Regions from separate parts of the Homo sapiens genome. Here region 2 is linked to region 1. The links are chromatin contacts, found by Hi-C or POLR2A ChIA-PET in ENCODE. All regions are on one chromosome and are shown on one strand. The core of a region is the stretch at or near the end of the contact, and the rest is flanking DNA. Distances in the headings are between cores, read along the strand shown. Region 1 overlaps RMDN2 (regulator of microtubule dynamics 2). Region 2 holds the start of CYP1B1 (cytochrome P450 family 1 subfamily B member 1).

Region 1 (5,125 bases), core at 1,808-4,307:
TATAATTTCTGTTCTTTTACATTTGCCGAGGAGAGCTTTACTTCCAACTGTGTGGTCAATTTTGGAATAAGTGTGGCATGGTGCTAAGAAGAATGTGTATTCTGTTGATTTGGGGTGGAGAGTTCTGTAGATGTCTGTTAGGTCCGCTTGGTGCAGAGCTGAGTTCAATTCCTGGGTATCCTTGTTAACTTTCTGTCTCGTTGATCTGTCTAATGTTGACAGTGGGGTGTTAAAGTCTCCCATTATTACTGTGTGGGAGTCTAAGTCTTTTTGTAAGTCACTAAGGACTTGTTTTATGAATCTGGGTGCTCCTGTATTGGGTGCATATATATTTAGGATAGTTTGCTCTCCTTGTTGAATTGATCCCTTTACCATTATGTAATGGCCTTCTTTGTCTCTTTTGATCTTTGTTGGTTTAAAGTCTGTTTTCTCAGAGACTGGGATTGCAACCCCTGCCTTTTTTTGTTTTCCATTTGCTTGGTAGATCTTCCTCCATCCCTTTATTTTGAGCCTATGTGTGTCTCTGCACGTGAGATGGGTTTCCTGAATACAGCACACTGTTGGGTCTTGACTCTTTATCCAATTGGCCTGTCTGTGTCTTAGTTGGAGCATTTAGCCCATTTACATTTAAAGTTAATATTGTTATGTGTGAATTTGATCCTGTCATTATGATGTTAGCTGGTTATTTCGCTCATTAGCTGATGCAGTTTCTTCCTAGCCTCGATGGTCTTTACAATTTGGCATGTTTTTGCAGTGGCTGGTACCGGTTGTTCCTTTCCATGTTGAGTGCTTCCTTCAGGAGCTCTTTTAGGGCAGGTCTGGTGGTGACAAAATCTCTCAGCATTTGCTCGTCTGTAAGGGATTTTATTTCTCCTTCACTTATGAAGCTTAGTTTGGCTGGATATGAAATTCTGGGTTGAAAATTCTTTTCTTTAAGAATGTGGAATATTGGCCCCCACTCTCTTCTGGCTTGTAGAGTTTCTGCTGAGAGATCAGCTGTTAGTCTGATGGGCTTCCCTTTATGGGTAACCCGTCCTTTCTCTCTGGCTGCCCTTAACATTTTTTCCTTCATTTCAACTTTGGTGAATCTGACAATTACATGTCTTGGAGTTAGTCTTCTCGAGGAGTATCTTTTTGGCGTTCTCTGTATTTCCTGAATTTGAATGTTGGCCTGCTTTGCTAGATTGGGGAAGTTCTCCTGGATGATATCCTGCAGAGTGTTTTCCAACTTGGTTCCATTCTCCCTGTCACATCACTTTCAGGTACACCAATCAGACGTAGATTTGGTCTTTTCACATAGTCCCACATTTCTTGGAGGCTTTGTTCGTTTCTTTTTATTCTTTTTTCTCTACACTTCTCCTCTCGCTTCATTTCATTCATTTGATTTTCCATCACTGATACCCTTTCTTCCAGTTGATCAAATTGGCTACTGAGGCTTGTGCATTTGTCACGTAGTTCTCGTGCCTTGGTTTTCAGCTCCATCAGGTCCTTTAAGGAATTCTCTGCGTTGATTATTCTAGTTAGCCATTCATCTAATTTTTTTTCAAGGTTTTTAACTTCTTTGCCATGGTTTCGAACTTCCTCCTTTAGCTCGGAGTAGTTTGATCGTCTGAAGCCTTCTTCTCTCAACTTGTCAGAGTCATTCTCCGTCCAGCTTTGTTCCGTTGCTGGTGAGGAGCTGCATTCCTTTGGAGGAGGAGAGGCGCTCTGATTTTTAGAGTTTCCAGTTTTTCTGCTCTGTTTTTTCCCCATCTTTGTGGTTTTTTTCTACCTTTGGTCTTTGATGATGGTGACGTACAGATGGGGTTTTGGTGTGGATGTCCTTTCTGTTTATTAGTTTTCCTTCTAACAGTCAGGACCCTCAGCTGCAGGTCTGTTGGAGTTTGCTGGAGGTCCACTCCAGACCCTGTTTGCCTGGGTATCAGCAGCAGAGGCTGCAGAACAGTGGATATTCGTGAGCAGCAAATGTTGCTGCCTGATCGTTCCTCTGGAAGTTTTGTCTCAGAGGAGTACCCGGGCATCTGAGGTGTCAGTCTGCCCTTGCTGGGTGGTGCCTCCCAGTTAGGCTACTCAGGGGTCAGGGACCCACTTGAGGAGGCAGTCTGTCCATTCTCAGATCTCCAGCTGCGTGCTGGGAGAACCACTACTCTCTTCAGTGCTGTCAGACAGGGACATTTAAGTCTGCAGAGGATTCTGCTGCCTTTTGTTTGGCTAAGCCCTGCCCCCAGAGGTGGAGTCTACAGAGGCAGGCAGGCCTCCTTGAGCTGTGGTGGGCTCCACCTAATTCGAGCTTCCTGGCTGCTTTGTTTAGCTACTCAAGCCTCGGCAATGGCTCGCTCCCCTCCCCCAGCCTTGCTGCTGCCTTGCAGTTTGATCTCAGACTGCTGTGCTAGCAATGAGCAAGGCTCCATGGGCATAGGACCCTCCGAGCCAGGAGAGGGATATAATCTCCTGGTGTGCCACTTGCTAAGACCATTGGAAAAGCGCAGTATTAGGGTGGGAGTGACCCGATCTTCCAGGTGCCGTTTGTCACCCCTTTCTTTGACTAGGAAAGGGAATTCCCTTACCCTTTGCACTTCCCAGGTGAGGCAATGTCTTGCCCAGCTTCGGCTCATGCTCGGTGCACTGCAGCCACTGTCCTGCACCCGCTTTCTGACACTCCCCAGTGAGATGCACCCGGTACCTCAGGTGGAAATGCAGAAATCACCCATCTTCTGCATCACTCACGCTCGGAGCTGTAGACTGGAGCTGTTGCTATTCAGCCATCTTGGCTCCACCCCAGAGTTTTCTTTCATACTAAAACCTTTGACTTGGATTTTACATGTACTATAAAGTTTTAAAATTTGCTGTATCTCTGTAAGATAACCTGTCACCAGGAGGCCCCTACCAGTTAAAACATCCTGATCCTTGTTAGATGTAAGACAGCAGGGAGTGAAGCAAGCATAATTCCTTCAGTGGGAAGGAGGGGGCACAGCATAATTCCGGGGAGCTGGAGATTAACTATGTAGGCAGCAAACAAGCTAGACAGGTGGCCCAGCCTAGAGTAAGGGGAGTGACCATGGGTTGCCATCCTCAGTCCTCAATTCACAGCAGGTGTGGCTATCCAAGGCCATGACAAAGATGAAAAATATGTAATAACATGTTCTTGGTTTTTGGACACTGGCCATTAATGAAAAATAAACTATTGCCCTGTCTCTTGCCCTTTGATTCAGTAAGTCAGGATTCTGGGTATGCTTTAAGTTTCAAGCATTCCACAGGGTTAACAACTCAGTCTGCTCCTGTGAGCTGTTGACTGGTGTTGTGGGAACAACAACAAAAAAATAGGTATATATTTTCCTCCTTTTCTCATACCACCAAACACTATCATCCTCTAAATCATTAACAGAAAATAAATGCCTCAGTAAAAAAAACCCTCCTCTTTTTCTGTGTTGGAGCAATACAAGTTCCAATATTTATTGTGATCTGAACTATAAACAAATAAGACACACCTGTTGCCTTCTAGGAGCCTATAGCCTAGAAGGGAATATATGATGTGTGTCCAAATAACTATAGCTCGAAGCAGAAAGCATAAGGTACTAAGAGAAGTACAAATCATCAGTTATGGAAATTTTCAAAAGGGAGAAATTATTTTTACCTAGAAGAGGCCAGGTGGCATCAGAGGTAGACTTTGAAAGATCTGTATAATATGGAGTTGTGGGCAAGTATATTGCAGGTCATGAACAGAGGCACAAAAGTGAGAGAGCAAAGCTCGGTTTGCCTGGAGCAAAAGGAATGTGCCCACTTTCCCCCGGACCACAGATTGTACCAGCCTCCCAGTCATTCTCCTCACAGCTTCCTTGCCTCCCGCCAGGCCACTCTTGACTCCCAGTAGCAGCCCAAGCAACAGATTAAATGTAAACGTCAACATGTCACTTCCCTGCTCAAAACCCTTTGCTGCTGGGATGAGGGTCAGAATTTTTAGCATGTCTTTCAAGGCTCTGACCCAGCTCCTACCAATCTCTCAAGCTTCATATGTTCCCAGCTCCCCTCTCCTCTGCACCACCCAGCCTGCCCTTCACCCTTAGAACATACTGTTCCACTTCCTGAAACACTCCTACCCACCCTCTGCTCCTTCCACTAGCTTTATTCCTTCCTATCCTCCAGGCCTTACCATGGATGCTGTTTCGTCAGGAAAGACTTCCTTGACGCCTGCTGGCAAGAAAGCCCCTATACTTTTCCTTGCTATCATTTCACACAGTTATTATGTCATTATTAATGTGATTGTTCCATGAAAGTAACAACCAGGTTTGTCTCATTCATCACTGTACCCCTAATCCTGTGTAACTGCCTAGCATATAATAAGCACTCAGTAAGTGTTGATAGAAAGAACCAAGGCATTAATATCGTACAAATAAAAATAATAGTGTCAATAGTAATAATAAAGAGGACTCCTAATGAATGTAAGAAGGCTAGACATTGGAAGTATTTCTGTAATAAGCAAAATAGTATGAGCAAATATTTCTCACATTGCATTTTTTTCCTCAGTGATGTCTCCATTTGTATTCTTAGCAATTTTTTTCCAAGTAGTAAAGGTATGTAAGGTATATTTCCATTTCTTTTTCCATGAGAAAATAGGATGAAGTGAGTTATATGTAATACCCCTCCATCTCTATAAAGTTTTTTCAGATTGAAATATACCCCATTAGTGATTTTGCTAACCAAGTTTATTCATTTCCAAAATGTCTAGCAATGCCACTAGTTACAAGAGGACAACCTAGCCATCAGTTTACTCTCTCGTGTGACATTTCATAAGATGTTTGTTTCTTTCTTGTGGCATTTATAGCTTCTTCCTTGCATTATAGGCATTTGTGGACATGTCTTCTGTCCCCTATTAGGGAACTCTCAGCTCATCACACTGCTAGTTGATATTGGGAGTGTCAGTCGTTTGGTCTCTAGAGCCCAGATTCAAAGGTGTAAGCAGCTTTACATTCCCAGAATTTGAAACTACAGTATTTTTATTATTCATGTGGACTTTTCTTGACCCTAGGAAAGTAATCTCAGATCCTGAGAAACATTTCTTTTTTAAAAAAGGGATTTCTGTGTCTAAGACAGTGTGAGAACGATTGCTGAATGAAATAATGACTTC
Region 2 (5,125 bases), core at 1-2,500, 65 kb after region 1:
CGGCTGCGCGGCTGGCGCGTGAAGAAGTTGCGCATCATGCTGTGGGCTGCGCGCCGCTGCACCTTCCAGTGCTCCGAGTAGTGGCCGAAAGCCATGCTGCGGCCGCCGGACACCACACGGAAGGAGGCGAAGGCCGGCCGGTCGGCGAAGGCCGAGCCCTGCTGCACCAGGGCCTGGTGGATGGCGCGCTCGCCATTCAGCACCACTATGGGGCAGCTGCCCAGGCGGATCTGGAAAACGTCGCCGTAGCGCCGCGCCAGGCGAGCGAACGAGAGGTGAGCCGCCTGGCCCACCGCCGCCGCGTTTCCGATCAGTGGCCACGCAAACGGGCCCGGGGGCGCGGACCGGAGCTGCCGCCTCCGTTGCCTCAGCAGCCGCTGGCCCACATGCACAGTGGCCAGCACCGACAGGAGTAGCAGGAGCGTGGTCTGCTGGATGGACAGCGGGTTTAGCGGCCAAGGGTCGTTCGGGCTGAGGCTGGTGCCCATGCTGGGGACAGAGAGGAGAAGGCGTGACACTCAGGGGTGCAGAGACAGGAGCGGGCGCCCCACGCCCCTACCCCAGCCTCTGGGGACTGAGTGCCGTTGGGTGGAGAGGTCGGAGCTGACTCTCTGGAGAAATGGCCGAAGACGCCCCTTCCCATCCCCAACCCACTCTCCCTTGGAGAAGAGAAGGGGCGTGTTTCCACCTCGCTGTAACCCAGCGCCAAACCCTTCCCCTCCCCGCAAGGCGCGTAACGGTTCCTGCAATCTGGGGACAACGCTGCGGGCATCGAGGCGGTGGCGCTTGATTTCCTTTAAAGTACCTACCACGCCACCCGCTACCTGTAATAATCCATCTGAAGAGGTCGCCGGGCAGCGCCTCGGCAGACAGACTGACCTGCGGGGAGGTGCGGTTTCCAGTGGCGCGGGACAGCCGGCTCCGAGAAGGAACTGGGACCTTTGCCTAGGGCAAGACGTCAACAGGAACCCGCAGGCCCGGCCTGGACACCTGCTGCCCTCACTGGAAGCTTTAACTCCCACTCGAGTCTCTTGGCGTCGTCAGTGCCAGGAGCGCTTGGATTGGGATGGGGACGGAGAAGGGTGCCTCGCTCGCCGAGCCCCGCTGCCCTTGGGGACCTGGCAAAGTCGAGGTTTCCTCACAGCGTTGAGATTGAGACTGGGGGTCGGTGAGTGGCGTCAATTCCCATGCCCTTGCGGCTCTCACAACTGGAGTCGCAGAAGCGCTCGCTCCCACTCCCACTCCAGAGTCAAAGCGCGCCATCCCGCTCCTCCGGGTTTTAAGGACTGGGTAGAAGGAGGGCAGCGCGACCTGGCAGGGCGGGGCCTGCGGGGGGCGGGGCGCGCCGCACACCAGGCCGCTTTGACCCGGACTCCCGTCCAGGCGCACCGGCCGGCCTCGGAGCTCTACCAGCAGGCTTTCATGGGAGCGGAGGTGCCCACGTTTCCATTGTGCGGTAACCGCGCTTCATCACAGCCACCTCCAATCGAGGCCGCACGGTGTCCCCAGAACCACGCTCGGTACAACCTGCCCCGGCCGCTGCGCTCGACTTGGGAGCGCGCCCCGCCCCGAGCGCACGACCTCCCTTCCCTCTCCGCGACTTGAGCTTGCTTCCCGGAAAGCCAGTGTAGTGGCAGCGGTTTGCCTCACAGCGCCCCTGGTTGGTTGTTTAAATTTTATCTTAGGTTCTCGCAAACAAATTGCCACCTCAGTGGAGGCTCTTTGGCATGCTAAATTTTTTCCAGTTCTTGCGGCGAGATCAGGAATCCCTAAAAGTAGCCGCTCCCCCGCCCCGGGGCCCCGACAGTGCTTGGGCACACAAAGGCTCCTGGGGCGCAGCTGGCCCTGAGATTTCCCGCGTAGAGGCCACTCCAGGTGGCGCCGCCCGCTGGTGGGCGCGGGGCCGCCCAGGCTGCGATGGAAGCCGTTGGCGCAGGGCGGGGAGCCAAGCTGGGGCGACTGGGGGGGCCTGGGGGAGCTAGCGGGGCGGGACCCGAGCGGGGCGGAGAGTGGCAGGAGGAGGCGAATCTCCGCGCTCCGGCGAACTTTATCGGGTTGAAGTTTCTGCTGTCGCCTCCCCTTTGCGTGCGGAGCTGGGCTTTGCGTGCGCCGCTTCTGGAAAGTCGGCTCCAGTCATATCCCTGGGCGCTGCCTGCGGCCGCTCCTCCCGCGCTTCTCACGGCACCTGACACGCGGAGGCGGCGGCCGAGGGTGGGGTGCCGGCCACCACCACCCTTGGCGTGGGGTGCCGGCCGCCACCACCCTCGGCTGCGCACGCACAGTCGCGCCTGCCAGGCCAGCGAGGCGGACGCTTGGGCCACCACCCGCAGGCCGAGCCCGGGCGCGTATCGCCACCTCGCTGCGCACCGGCGGCTCTGTGGTCTTCCTGGGCGCGCTTGCGGTCGCGAAGGGGGCCCTCCCTTTATAAGGGAAGCCGGAGGCGCTTGGGCGGGGGTGGCTTCCCCCGCCTGGCGCGCCCTTTCCTACATGCTGATGCATAGGATTTTCAAGACAGCTAAGAGAACAAGGACTTCACGAGGCGGGGGGAAGGGCGAACTCGAGGGAAGAGGTGGGATGTATCTGGTTAACCAGGTAGGAATTGTACTGGCTTCATCAAAGGATAAATATAAAAGTGATAGGTTCACCAGGGACAACCCTGCACTTTGAGCTCCACTCGCGCTGCGAATCTCGTGCTATTATTGACCTGTTTACAGATGAATAAACTAGGGTTCAGAGAGGTTGCGTGACTTAACCCAGGTCGCGCAGCCATCAAGAAGTGGAGCCAGGGCTTGAAGCCACCAAGTCCCACTCCAGATCCTTCACATAAGTTTACACGGAAGAAAATTGCAGATAAGAGGCCCAAATGCCTTCTTTCCTGCCTCCCTTAAAAAAAAAAATGCACGTGGGGCTAGGCGCAGTGGCTCACGCCTGTAATCCCAGCACTTTGGGAGGCTTAAGCGGGCGGATCACTTGAGGTCAGGAGTTCGAGACCAGCCTGGCCAACATGGCGAAACCCCATCTACTAAAAATACAAAAGTTAGCCGGACGTGGTGGTGCACACCTGTAATCCCAGCTACTCGGGGATCAGGGGGGAAGGCAGCAGAATTGGTTGAACGTGGGAGGCAGAGGTTGCAGTGAGCAGAGATTGCACCACTGCACTACAGCCTGGGCAGCAGAGTTTAAGTGAGACTCTGTCTCAAAAAAAAAAAAAAAAAAAAAATCAGCTGGAAGAACTTTTTAATTATTGTTTTTGTTTTCATAATTGAGAATTCTGAGAATAGCAGAGAAGAAATAGTATGCTAACCCTTTGCAATTAAATTGCTTATGAGGGAGGCCAGGGGAGTGTGCCTCATAGCTGACCCTGGAATGACTGATTACATTGTAAAGAAACACAAAGGAGTGTCTGAAAAGAATCTGACTTCTTGAGAGATTGAAACCAGCAATCAATTTGCTGACCTGATAAAGAAATGTCTTTTCGTGATGGCTTTTTTTATTTTTATTTTTATTTATTTATTTTTTTTGAGATGGAGTCTCACTCTGTCACCTGGGCTGCAGTGCAATGGCGTGATCTCGGCTCACTGCAACCTCCGCCTGCCAGGTTCTCCTGGCTCAGCCTCCCAAGTAGCTGGGATTACAGGTGCGCACCACCACACCCGGCTAATTTTTGTATTTTTCTAGTAGAGATGGGGTTTCACCATGCTGGCCAGGCTGGTCTCAAACTCCTGACCTCAGGTGATCCACCAGCCTGGGCCTCCCAAAGTGCTGGGATTACAGGCATGAGCCACCGTGCCCGGCCTGTGATGCCTTTTATTCGGTATCTTTTGAAGAGTTTTCTGGAAATGATTTCACACACCATGATGGGGAACTTAGATAGTGATGGAGTTTTAGTTTTTGAGCAGTTGCATTGGTTTAATAATAAGCGTTGGTTTCCCAGAGGTGAGTTGGCCTACACAGCCTTTGAAATGAGTTTCATAGCAACCTTCCCATGTCCAGCTTTAGCAAGATCCTTGCCTAATAATTCAAGACTCTGGTGCATGCATCAATCTCTCATAGACTTTAATTTAGTAGACGGGAATTATCTATGAGCTAATGCCAATCCTGAGCTGTTGACATTCCTGAAAGCCTTTATCACAATACCTCTGCCAGAATGAGAGCAGATGGAAGTTGCCTTTAAGTAAATTCCTATTTTTAAAAAGTATAAAACGAGGTTGTTCCTAAGACCGCCTGTCCAACTCCTCAATAATGCCATCTAGTTTTTAGATCAACTAGATGCATGCTTTCCTGCCATCGCAGATAGATCAGATATATCCTCCAAGCTGTAGTTCCTTGGGCTCAGCTCTTTTTCTAGGACATGACTCAAAAATCAGAGGAACTAGGTTGGTAAGTGCTGTCAGAAAGATAAGCCCTTATCGGTTATGGCAAACCAAAATGACTGGCTATGGTAACACTTTTTGCAGAGAATCTTCAAGCCTGGAGTTCTTAGGGCTTTATGGTGCAAACTTCATTGAATGCCCCATCCGGTACCCTGATAAGGACTTCGGATAAATCCAGAGCAGCCTGTTGGCACCCCGACCCAACTCAAGGCAGAGCCCTGCCTCTAGTGAGAATCTACGCAGGCTCTTTAATTATCATCACAACTTCTCAACCAAAGCAGGGACCTAAGGCCCAGGAATCTCCTTTCAATCAACACAGAATATGGGCATTCTGCCCTCCCAAATCTCAAACTTGAATTGTTTGTTGCAAATAACTTTCAAAAAGAACAGCTAAGCTAGAGGGATAGTTTAAAGTAGAGAGAGGTTTAAAATATCTTATCTTGTATTGACTCGAAGGAACAACTTAAGCTTGTTTAAGCAGAACAGGAATGCACTGGCCCATGTGCAGAGAAGGATAACCGTGATGCTTCACAGGATACAAGGACCCAGGCCGCTCTACCGGCTCTCTGCCTATGCTGGTCTTTGCTTGGGCTTTCTCTCTTTGCATGGCAAGGAAGCAGCTTAAAATTAACAAAACAAAGAGAAAGAGAACAGCTCTCTTCCAGGGTCCTAGAAGGACTCCAGGGGGCCAGGCTGGCATCAGGTTTTTACCCTGTGGGCAAGGGCTTGTTCTGTCATCAGAAAAAAAGAGA

What was found. A loop is a pair of places that touch in the nucleus more often than their neighbours do. ChIA-PET counts read pairs that join two places held with the same protein, here RNA polymerase II (POLR2A). Pooled maps may share reads with other maps.
Region 2: a loop to region 1 is called in a map of PC-3, with 14 times the contacts of the local background. The contact joins the promoter of CYP1B1 here to the enhancer-like site in region 1. A Hi-C loop is called at or near these places in 2 of 168 maps with a recorded cell type or tissue (PC-3 and PC-9) and 1 of 50 pooled maps. POLR2A ChIA-PET finds 5 or more read pairs at or near these places in 6 of 52 experiments (H1, HEK293, MCF 10A and 3 more).

The regions. Positions count from the first base shown.
Region 1 is chr2:38,008,079-38,013,203 of GRCh38, forward strand. The region is part of intron 10 of RMDN2 (regulator of microtubule dynamics 2); the gene reads left to right. The region is part of intron 2 of RMDN2-AS1 (RMDN2 antisense RNA 1); the gene reads right to left. Among named protein-coding and RNA genes, the nearest start is that of RMDN2-AS1, 26 kb to the right of the region's middle. Within about 2 kb of position 3,058, at least 2 of the 41 ENCODE cell types and tissues checked have a DNase peak (open chromatin) inside an H3K27ac peak, as active enhancers do; they include PC-3 and PC-9, where a contact is called at or near this core.
Region 2 is chr2:38,074,901-38,080,025 of GRCh38, forward strand. CYP1B1 (cytochrome P450 family 1 subfamily B member 1) reads right to left here and starts at 1,251. Exons shown (of 3, transcript NM_000104.4): 1 at 880-1,251; 2 at 1-489. The coding sequence starts at 488. RefSeq lists a promoter at 1,232-2,607, cis regulatory regions at 1,246-1,253, 2,174-2,203, silencers at 1,247-1,336, 2,247-2,366 and an enhancer at 2,074-2,272.